Linked DNA regions of Homo sapiens: region 1 is linked to region 2. The links are chromatin contacts, found by Hi-C or POLR2A ChIA-PET in ENCODE. All regions are on one chromosome and are shown on one strand. The core of a region is the stretch at or near the end of the contact, and the rest is flanking DNA. Distances in the headings are between cores, read along the strand shown. Region 1 holds the start of CANX (calnexin). Region 2 holds the start of TMED9 (transmembrane p24 trafficking protein 9).

The links. A loop is a pair of places that touch in the nucleus more often than their neighbours do. ChIA-PET counts read pairs that join two places held with the same protein, here RNA polymerase II (POLR2A). Pooled maps may share reads with other maps.
Region 1: a loop to region 2 is called in a pooled map, with 10 times the contacts of the local background. The contact joins the promoter of CANX here to the promoter of TMED9 in region 2. A Hi-C loop is called at or near these places in 2 of 37 single-sample maps with no recorded cell type and 5 of 50 pooled maps. POLR2A ChIA-PET finds 5 or more read pairs at or near these places in 1 of 52 experiments (activated CD4-positive, alpha-beta T cell).

What each region holds. Positions count from the first base shown.
Region 1 is chr5:179,695,280-179,700,268 of GRCh38, reverse strand. It overlaps CANX (calnexin), which reads right to left and starts at 1,302. Exons shown (of 15, transcript NM_001746.4): 1 at 1,167-1,302. RefSeq lists enhancers at 48-107, 1,668-2,197 and silencers at 918-1,207, 1,248-1,657.
Region 2 is chr5:177,588,394-177,593,452 of GRCh38, reverse strand. It overlaps TMED9 (transmembrane p24 trafficking protein 9), which reads right to left and starts at 1,250. Exons shown (of 5, transcript NM_017510.6): 1 at 1,055-1,250; 2 at 778-878. The coding sequence starts at 1,238. RefSeq lists an enhancer at 1-45.

The sequences.
Region 1 (4,989 bases), core at 53-2,552, 2.1 Mb before region 2:
CTATGGTTAATCTTGTCCTCTCAATCTTTTAATATTAAGCTCAGTTTAACTTCCCTCAACCAGCAATCACTTGTGTCATGCCCAGCGGTAATACACAATGCCCGGTTTCTTCTATCACCATAACTGTGACCTCAGGTCCTGCGAAACAGGACTGAACCAGTTCACTAGGATGGCAGTGTATTGGTCCAAAGGCATTCAGATTATAATAACGTACCGCAATGATCATCGAGCAGTTACTAAATGTCGGACTTCCCTGTCTTATTGTATACATATCTTAATTTAATCCTCACAAATCCATCGGGTATTATTATATCCATTACTTGACAAGAACGGGGGCACAAAGGGTAAGAAAACTGCCGAAGTTCACAGAGCAACCAATGACCAATCAAAGACTCGAGCCAGGGCCTTAGCGTTAACCACTGCACGGTCTATCCCTGAACTATAATCCCAGCACCATCAGTACACTAATCGCATGACCTTGGGCCAGTCATTTCATACCTCCAGGCCTCCGGTGTGGAAAGAGATGCACTTAGATGAGCTTTCGGGGGCTTTCCTGCTTTTAACGCCCTGTCCCTCTCCAACTGGATTACTCGCCTCCAGAATAGGTGCTGTAACTGCTAAGTTTCTCAACCACTGCGTGTTCTCCTTCTGGTACATTCCCCTTTCTCTTCAGGGAACTAGGGTCCAGTCTCCGCTTTGGATTTTCAAATATTAAACTGTAACGCTAGTTGTAAACATTCCCTCTCGGTCTAATACCACCCTTCCCTACTACTAGGGGTACCTAGTAGGCCCGATTCCACCCTATACTTTTACCCAGTTACTCCAGCCCACCTCGCGGCTGCCCAGGCAGCCGGCAAAGAGGCCTAAGAAAGCCCTAGAAGCAAAGCCATAGGAATAAGTCAGCTTTCCCAGAGGTCAAAGAAGGCTGTCGGGCCACCTGCCACGCCTCCCGACCCCGGCGGCGCGGCCTGGGCCCGCAACCCAACCAAAGACGCCCGGATTCGGGCCTCCTCGCTCACGGCGGGCGCGTCGGCCAGGGCCTGGGCCCTCAAGAGCCAGCCCGACCCCTCAGTCGCCGGCCACGCCCGACCCCTCAGCCGCAGAGGCGCTCCCAGCCCCCCGAGGTCCTCACAGGCCCGAGGACGCGCTCAGGTCTCCCCTCTCACCTCTAGCCTCCCGGGGACCGCGGGGGTGCCCGTGCCCCTTCCCGCCCGCACACCTTGCCCCGCGCCGCAGTAAAGAGAGAGGCGGAGGCGGCCCGACCGTCACGTGCCGCAGAACCAAGAGGCCTCGGCCACCGCTGCCGCGCGAGCGAGCCCCACCGCACGAAGCCCGGCCCTGTGCCCGCCCCTGGCCCCTGAGTAGCCACAGCCGGCGCCAAGTCCCGCCCTCCCGCGCAAGCCCCGACATCCGGTTGGCCGGCGTGGGCATCGCTCTACGCACCGTCCCATACGCCCCCTACGGCTATTCTTCGTGGAGTGTGAAGATTGGCCGGGAGTGAGGCAGGAAGTGGCTGTTGGTTGGGCGGGAGGTGAGGGGCGGGCCACGCTGGATCGAGACCGCCGGGCGCGCGCGTCTCGGGGCGGGGCTGGTTTAACAGGCGTTCCCGCGTCGGTTGCTGTGGTGCCTTCGGGGCGTTCCAACCCAACCCCCAGTAGCCCTCACCCGTCTGGTTCCTGGAGCCGAGACTTGGGACGCATCGCGCGCCCTTCGCTGACGGGGCAAACGGCAGCCGGCAAAAGGGGTAGGAGTCCGACGATCGGCCATCAGGAAGGGCCCGTTGCAGCGAACGCGGGCCCCTACGGGCGTGAGCAGAACCCAGCGCGAGCGCCTGGCCGGATTGGCGTGCACTGCTCCGCGCTGTGTGAGCCGGCGCCGCAGTTCCTGCAGAGTCATGGCTCGGCCCAGGAGCCTGCGCAGCCTCGTCGCCCAGCATAACACACAGTCCAGAATAATATAATCCGAGGTTATTTGAACTTTCAATTTATGTTTCCTGAAGTGAGATTAGGTGTCAGGGCAGAGAGATACAGGGATGACAGGACGAGAGAAAGGATGGTGCCATGGAAAGATTTAAGATACGCCACCATTTTAGTAACCCACTCTTAGTACATCTTCAGTTTTCAGTATGCTGAGAACCTCACAAAATGGAAGTGGCCCAGGGTTTTTCTAGACCTTTAGAGATCCTGATCTCTTGTTCTCTATTTGTTTGGACACCCAAAGGCTTGACTACTAGGGTGGAAAACACTAGAATCAGCGAATGTATCACTGATCTGAAAAGCCCTCTTGCCACCGGGAAGGGGAAGAAAGGCAGGGTTTGGTGTTTGCATGAGTTAGTATCATCCAACCCTCAACCCCCAAATTTTTTTTATTTTTATTTTTTTGAGACGAAGTCTTGCTCTGTCGCTCAGGCTGGAGTCTAGTGGTGCGATCTTAGCTCACTACAACCTCCGCCTCCCGGGTTCAAGCGATTCTCCCTCAGCCTCCCGAGTAGCTGGGATTACAGGCGCCCGCCACCACGCCCGGCTAATTTTTGTATTTTAGTAGAGACAGGTTTCACCATGTTGGCCAGGCTGACCTCAGGTGATCGACCTGCCTCTGCCTCCCACAGTGCTGGGATTACAGGCGTGAGCCACGGCGCCCCAACTTCAGCCCCAAAATTTGTGTAGGAGAATTTTGGTTTCCTGTCTACCTGGGGAAGCAGCTATTCAAAGCAGAATAAAATTCTGGATGCTACATGATCCAAATAATGAGCTTAAAATGTAGTTACAGGAAGTACATTTGTGAGCAAAAGAGCTACTCCTGCAAAGGTAAGTGCCAAAAGACTGTGGTACTATGGAGAATTCAATGGGATTCTGAAGGGGAGGGACTGCTTCCATCCAGAATGGACTGGCAAAGAGGTCAGAATTGGCTGGGCGAGGTGGCTCTCCCTGTGATCTGAGCACTTTGGGAAGCTGATGCAGGTGGATCATTTGAGGCCAGGAGTTCAAGACTAGCCTGGGCAACATAGTGAGACCCCTGTCTCTACAAACATAAAAATAAAAAAATTAGCCTGGCATGGTGCACACCCGTAGACCCAGATACTAGGAAGACTGAGGCAGGAGTATCCTTGACTCCTGATTGAGGAGGCTGCAGTGAGCTAAGATCAGGCCACTGCATTTCATCCAGCCTGGGCAACAGAGTGAGAACCCGTCTCTAAATAAATAAATAATAAAAACAAACAGATGTTTTACATGGGCATCGTTTGTGCAGTCCAAAGCAATTACAATAGTAACATCAACCTGGATCACCATGACAGATATAATAATGAAAACATATTATACGAATTCCCAAAATGTGACAGAGACCAGAAGTGAGTACGTGCTGTTGGAAAAATGGTGCTTATAGACTTACTTGATGCAGGGTTGCCACATTCAATTTGTAAAAACACAGCATCTGTGAAAACCAATAAAAGGAAGTGCAGTAACAAGAGGTTTACAGCCTGTTTACATTCTGACATGGAGCAACAGTCAAGATTTAGTGTCATGTGAAAAAGCACAGAGAAAGGTGTGTTTCCTTTCATACTGAAAAGGGAGATGTATTCTCATACATGTAAGCTTGGCCAAACAAGCTTACTAGAAAGAAACACGAGAAACTGCTAGGAAAGGTTAATGCTGGAGAGGGGGCCTGAAACTCTAGAAGCAGAAATACTTTCTTGGCCAGGCACAGTGGCTCACGCCTGTAATGCCAGCACTTTGGGAGGCTGAGGCGGGCGGATTACCTGAGGTCAGGAGTTCAAGACCAGTATGGCCAACATGGTGAAACCCTATCTCTACTAAAAATACAAAAATTAGCCGGGCATACTGGTGCACACCTATAGTCCCAGATACTCGGGTGGCTGAGGCAGGACAATCGCTTGAACCCGGGAGGCAGAGGTTGCAGTGAGCCAAGATTGTGCCACTGCACTCTAGCTTGGGTGACAGAGCCAGACTCTGTCTCCAAAAAAAAAAAAAAAAAAAAAAAAAGAAATGACACTTTCTTTAAACATGCATATGATTTTTTCAACAAAGAATCAGGCCGGGTGAGGTAGCTCATGCCTCTAATTCAGCACTTTGGGAGGCGAAGGTGGGTGGATCACTTGAACCCAGGATTCAAGACCAGCCTGGGCAACATGACAAGACCCCATCTCTACAAAATATACAAAAATTAGCTTGGCATAGTGGCTTGAGCCTGTAGTCTCAGCTACTCAGGAGGCCGAGGTGGGAGGATTGTCTAAGGCCAAGAGGTCAAGGCTGCAGTGAGCCAAGATTGGGCCACTGTACCAGAGTAACACCCTGTCTAAAAAAATAAAAATAGGCCAGGCACAGTGGCTCACGCCTGTAATCCCAGCACTTTGGGAGGCCGAGGCGGGTGGATCATGAGGTCAGGAGATCGAGACCACGGTGAAACCCCATCTCTACTAAAAATACAAAAAATTAGCCGGGCGCAGTGGCGGGCGCCTGTAGTCCCAGCTACTCGGGAGGCTGAGGCAGGAGAATGGTGTGAACCCGGAAGGCGGAGCTTGCAGTGAGCGGAGATTGCGCCACAGCACTCCAGCCTGGGCGACAAAACGAGACTCCGTCTCAAAAAAAATAAAAATAAAAATAAATAAATAAATAAAAATAGGCCAGGCACAGTGGCTCACGCCTGTAATCCCAGCACTTTGGGAGGCCAAGGCGGGTGGATCACCTGAGGTCAGGAGTTCGAGACCAACCTGACCAACATGGAGAAGCCCTGTCTCTACTAAAAATACAAAATTAGCCGGGCATGGTGGCTAATGCCTGTAATCCCAGCTACTCGGGAGGCTGAGGCAAGAGAATCGCTTGAACCCAGGAAGCAGAGGATGCGGTGAGCTGAGATTGCGCCATTGCACTCCAGCCTGGGCAACAAGAGTGAAACTCCGCCTCAAACTCACGCCTGTAATCCTAGCACTTTGGGAAGCCGAGGCGGGTGGATCACGAGGTCAAGAGATCG
Region 2 (5,059 bases), core at 1-2,500:
GAGAGTCTGACATTAGGGTGGCAAGTGACTGACTGCTCTTGGGAAGGGCTTTCCTTTATAGCTTATGCCCTTTCAACTTTTTTGGTGTGAGTTGTTTTTTGGGGGGTTCTTTTTTGTTTTTGTTTTTGAGACAGAGTCTCACTCTGTCGTCCTGGCTGGAGTGCAGTGATGCTATCTCAGCTCACTGCAGCCTCAGCTTCCCAGGTTCAAGCAATTATCGTGCCTTAGCCTCCCAAGTATCTGGTATTAGAGGTGTGCGCCACCACACCCGGCTCATTTTTTTTTTTTTTTTTTTTTGTATTTTTACTAGAGACGGGGTTTGCCAGACGGAGGTTGCCCAGGCCGGTCCTGAACTCCCGGCCTCAAGTGATCCACCCGCCTCGGCATCCCAAAGTGCTGGGATTACAGGCAAGAGCCACCACACCCCGCCATGAGTTTTTTAACGAAAAGTGACAGAAGGTGAGAGCTGAAGGGTTTTGCCGTTCGTTTTAATATCCTTACTTGGGAAGATTAAAAGCTGCTCATTTTGTGGGGAAAGTATCATGTTCTGTGAAATCTTAAAGTCTAGATGACTTTAAGAGTTGACAAAACTCTTTGATTTTTATCACCACAATTAATCCGCCCATTTCACAGACCGGGCGGGGTCTGCAAGTCAGCAGGATATTCCCACAACATCAACTGTCTCTCCCACTTTAGCAGATGCAGGAACTAGAAGAGGAAGTACCGGAGCCCGCCTAGCTGAGAGGCTGGCGGAGAGGAGGGGGGCGGTTGGCTCACCTTGTCCTCTGGGTCCTTCACCTCCACAAACATGCCAAGCCCCGGGGTGGCCGGCTGGTACTCCTCCCGCTGCTTGTCATACAGCTGCGTCCGGTAGTTTCCTTGAGGGAAGCAGGGCGAGCCCAGGTCAGAGGAGCGCGAGGTGGCATGGGTTCCGCGACCGCCTGGGCACGGCGAGGCCGTCTCCTCCCGGCTCTAGAGAGCTGACTGTCTCGCATCCCCCGCCCCAAGACCACGGTCACGTTCCAAACTCGCCCCTTCCTCCCCGCCCCCGCACCTATGACCATGGTCTCGTCCGGGATCTCCTCAATAAAGCACTTCTTCTCCGTCTCTCCGATGTGAAAGTAGAGCGCGCTTCCGCGCGTCGCCAGCCACAGCACCAGCAGGAGGGTCCGCATCACTCTACCCAGCCCGGTTCCGGGCCGGGGCCGGACGAGCAGCACGCCCAGCTCCACAGCCATCTTGCTCCACCTGCCTGCGCAGCCGCAGCCGGCCGCGCCACGTCGCCCTGCCGCCGCCGCGGTGCCTGCCGGGACCGCGAGTTCCGCCGGGTGGACCACAAATCCCGAGATGTCCCGCGGCCCTGGCGCGGCAGTACCTGATTGGGGCGCGGCTTTTACCTGAGAGAGAGCGGGTGCCCTAGAATAAAAACTTATTTCCGTTGACTCTCTTCATGGCCTGGCAACTGACGATGGTTACCAGCTTTTCATAGATGAAACTGAGGTCGTTTGTTTGAGGTTGCGGAGCGAATTGCGAACAGAGACAGGATTCGAACCTAGGATCCCTGACTTTCCTTGGCACAGCATCTACCAGTCTTGATTTGCTTCTACCTTTAAAAATGAATTTAAAGAGAACGACCAAATAATGCACAAATGTATTATCAAAAAAGATTAAAAGAAATAAAAGGCAAGGTCTCCCATTACCACTTCTTTGTCCTCATACCCTGTCCACTCCTAAATCGGGTGTTACCCTCTCAAGCATTTCTCCGATCACACACACACACAAACACACACACAGCCTCTGCTGCCAGATCCCAACTGCAATGGCTCGTTACTAGCAATTCTACAGAAATAGAAAGGATCATAAGAGAGTACTATGAGCAAATATAAGCCAACAAATTGGATAACGTAGATGAAATGGACAAATTCATAGAAATGCAAAACTGACTCAGAATAGATAATATAATCTGAATAAACCTATAACTAGTGAGGAGATTGAATCAGTAATTTAAAAAAAATCATCCTTACTTAATATAGTTAAGATGTCAATACTATCCAAAGCAATCTACAGATTTAATGCAATTCCTGTCAAAATCCCAATGACATTTTTTGTAGAAACAGAGAAACTCATTCTACAATTCATATACTCTCAAGGGATTTCGATTAGCCAAAACAATCCTGAAAAATAAGAATAAAGCTGAAGAACTCACACTTCCTGATTTCAAAACTTACTTCCAAGCTTCAGTCATCAAGACAGTGTGGTACTGGCATATAGACAGACATATAGACCAATGGAATACAATAGAGAGCCCCAAGATATGCCCTCCCATATATGGTCAAATAATTTTTAACAAGGAGACCAAGCCCATTCAATGCGGGGAGGAGGGACAGTCTTTCTAACAAATGGTGCTGGGAAAACTGGATATCCACATGCAAAAAAGTGAAGGTGGTTCCTTCTCTAACACCATAGATAAAAATTCACCCAAAAAGACCCACAACTTTTAAAATCCCAAAGCATAAAACTCATAGAAAACATATGGCAAAGGGTTTACCACATCGGATTTGGCAACAGACTTCCTGGATATGACACTAAAGGCACAGGCAACAAAAGAAAAAATAGACAAATTGGACTTTATGAAAATTAAAACATTTTGTGCATCAAAAGACTCTGTAGCAGAGTAAAGAGGCAACCCACAGAATGGAAGAAAATATTTGCAAATCATATATCTGACAAAGGATTAATATCCAGAATATGCAGAGACTCCTAAAACTCAGCAACAAAATAAGAACAATCTCATTCAAAAACCACAACAAAGGGCTTGAATAGACATTTCTCCAGTGATCAACAAGTGGCCAGTGAGCACATGAAAAGATACTCAACATCACTAATCATTAGAGAAACACAAATCACAATGAGATAAAGAACAATGAGATACTACGTCATATACCCATTAAGATGGCCACTAGAAAAAAAAAAAGGAAAAGAAAGAAACTACAAGCATTGGCAAGGATGTGGGGAAATTGAACCCTTGTGCACTGTTGGTGGGAATGTAAAATGGTACAGACACTGTGGAAAACCGTATAATGATTCCTCAAAAAAGTGAAAATAGGCTGGGCATGGTGGCTTACGCCTATAATTCCAGCGCTTTGGGAGGCAGAAGCAGGAGGATTGCTTGAGCCCAGGAGTTCGAGACCAGTCGGGGCAACATGACGAAACCCCATCTCTACAAAAAATACAAAAATTAACTGGATCTGGTGGCATGCGCCTGTAGTCCCAGCTACTCAGGAGGCTGAGGCAAGAGGATTGCTTGAGCCTGGGAGGTCAAGGCTACAGTGAGCTGTGATCATGCCACTGCACTCCAGCCTGGGTGACAAAGCAAGACACTGTCTCAAAATAAATAAATAAAAATAGAATTACCATATGATTCAGCAAGTCCATATCTAGAGATATCCTCAAAATAATTAAAAGTAGGGTCTCAAAGAGATATTTGTACACATATGTTCACAGCAGCATTATTCACAAGCAAAAAAAAAAATGGAAGCAACCCAGTTCTTCATCAGTAGATGAATAGATAAGCAAAATATGGTACATCCACACAATGGAAATCCTTTCAGCCTTAGAAAGGATGGGAATTCTGACACATGCTACAACATAGATGAATCTTGAAGAAACATTACGCTAAGTGGACTAAGCCAGACATAAAATGATAAATACTGGGTAATTCCATGTATATGAGGTACTAGAGTCGTCAAAATCACAGAGACAGAAAGCAGAATGGTGGTTGCCAGGGACTGGAGGACAGGGAGAGTGAAGTTATTGTTTAATAGGTATAGAGTTTCAGTTTTCCAAGATAAAAAGAGTTCTGTAGATGGATGGTGGTGAGAGTTCTATGGCAATATAATGTACTTAATCCCACTGAAGTGTACAGTTAAAAACAGTCAACTTTGGCCGGGCACGGTGGCTCACGCTTGTAATCCCAGCACTTTGGGAGACCGAGGCGGGAGGATCACAAGGTCAGGAGATCGAGACCTGCCTCACCAACATGGAGAAACCCTGTTTCTACTAAAAATACAAAATTAGCCTGTGTGGTGGCACATGCCTGTAATCCCAGCTCCTCGGGAGGCTGAGGCAGGAGAATTACTTGAACCTGGGAAGCAGAGGTTTGGTGAGCTGAGAAGGCACCTTTGCATTCTAGCCTGGGCAACAAGAGTGAAACTCCATCTCAAAAAAAAAAACAAAAGTGTGGTAGAATGCTCCAGTGTAATCATCTGGGCCTTGAAATTTCCTTTTGGGGAGTGTTTTAATTATGAATTAAATTTCCTTAATAGCTATAGGGCTATTCAAAGTATCTATTTCATACTAGTAAGTTGTGATAGTGTGTGCTTTTTGAGTAATTGATCTATTTTGCCTAAATTGTTACATTTATGTATGTAGAGGTTCAGTCAGGATGGTGGGGAAAATTATACAATAAAACACAAAACTTGGAAGGCCAAAAGGTTTTTGCTTAGCTTCAGATAGTTTGGCTGAAAGCGGCCTAATCCTCTTTGAGCCATAGCAAGGGTAAGTAACATAGGAATGTAGAGGAGTCTATCTAAATAGCTTGTTTACTCATGTGGTTCTAAAAGTAACCTTTAATCATTCGCGGGCAGGATGGCGCTCTGGGGGAGGCAGGGGAAGGCGACCAGGTTGATTACCCTCTAATGGTGTTTACTTGAGACTTTTGCTGTGTTTAATGTGTGCTAAGTAAATGACGAGAAGGCCAGCGAGTAGGAGGCGGGGAGTCGGGGCCACGTTGCAAATGTACAGCACTCTCCTGGGAGTCTGTAGGGGGCCTGGACAATCGGCCTGACTGACAAGCAGAATATCTGTGTCAGTGTACATTATTCATCTGTCGTTGAGTTGAGGTCTGCAGCACACACCCCCACATATGTATGTAAAGTTGTCCGTGGAATTATTCTCTTATGATCCTTCTGATGTGGGCAGGGTCTGTACTGATGTCACCCGTTTCATTACTGATACTGGTGATTTATGTCTTCTTTTTTCTGTATCAGTCTTGTAAGAG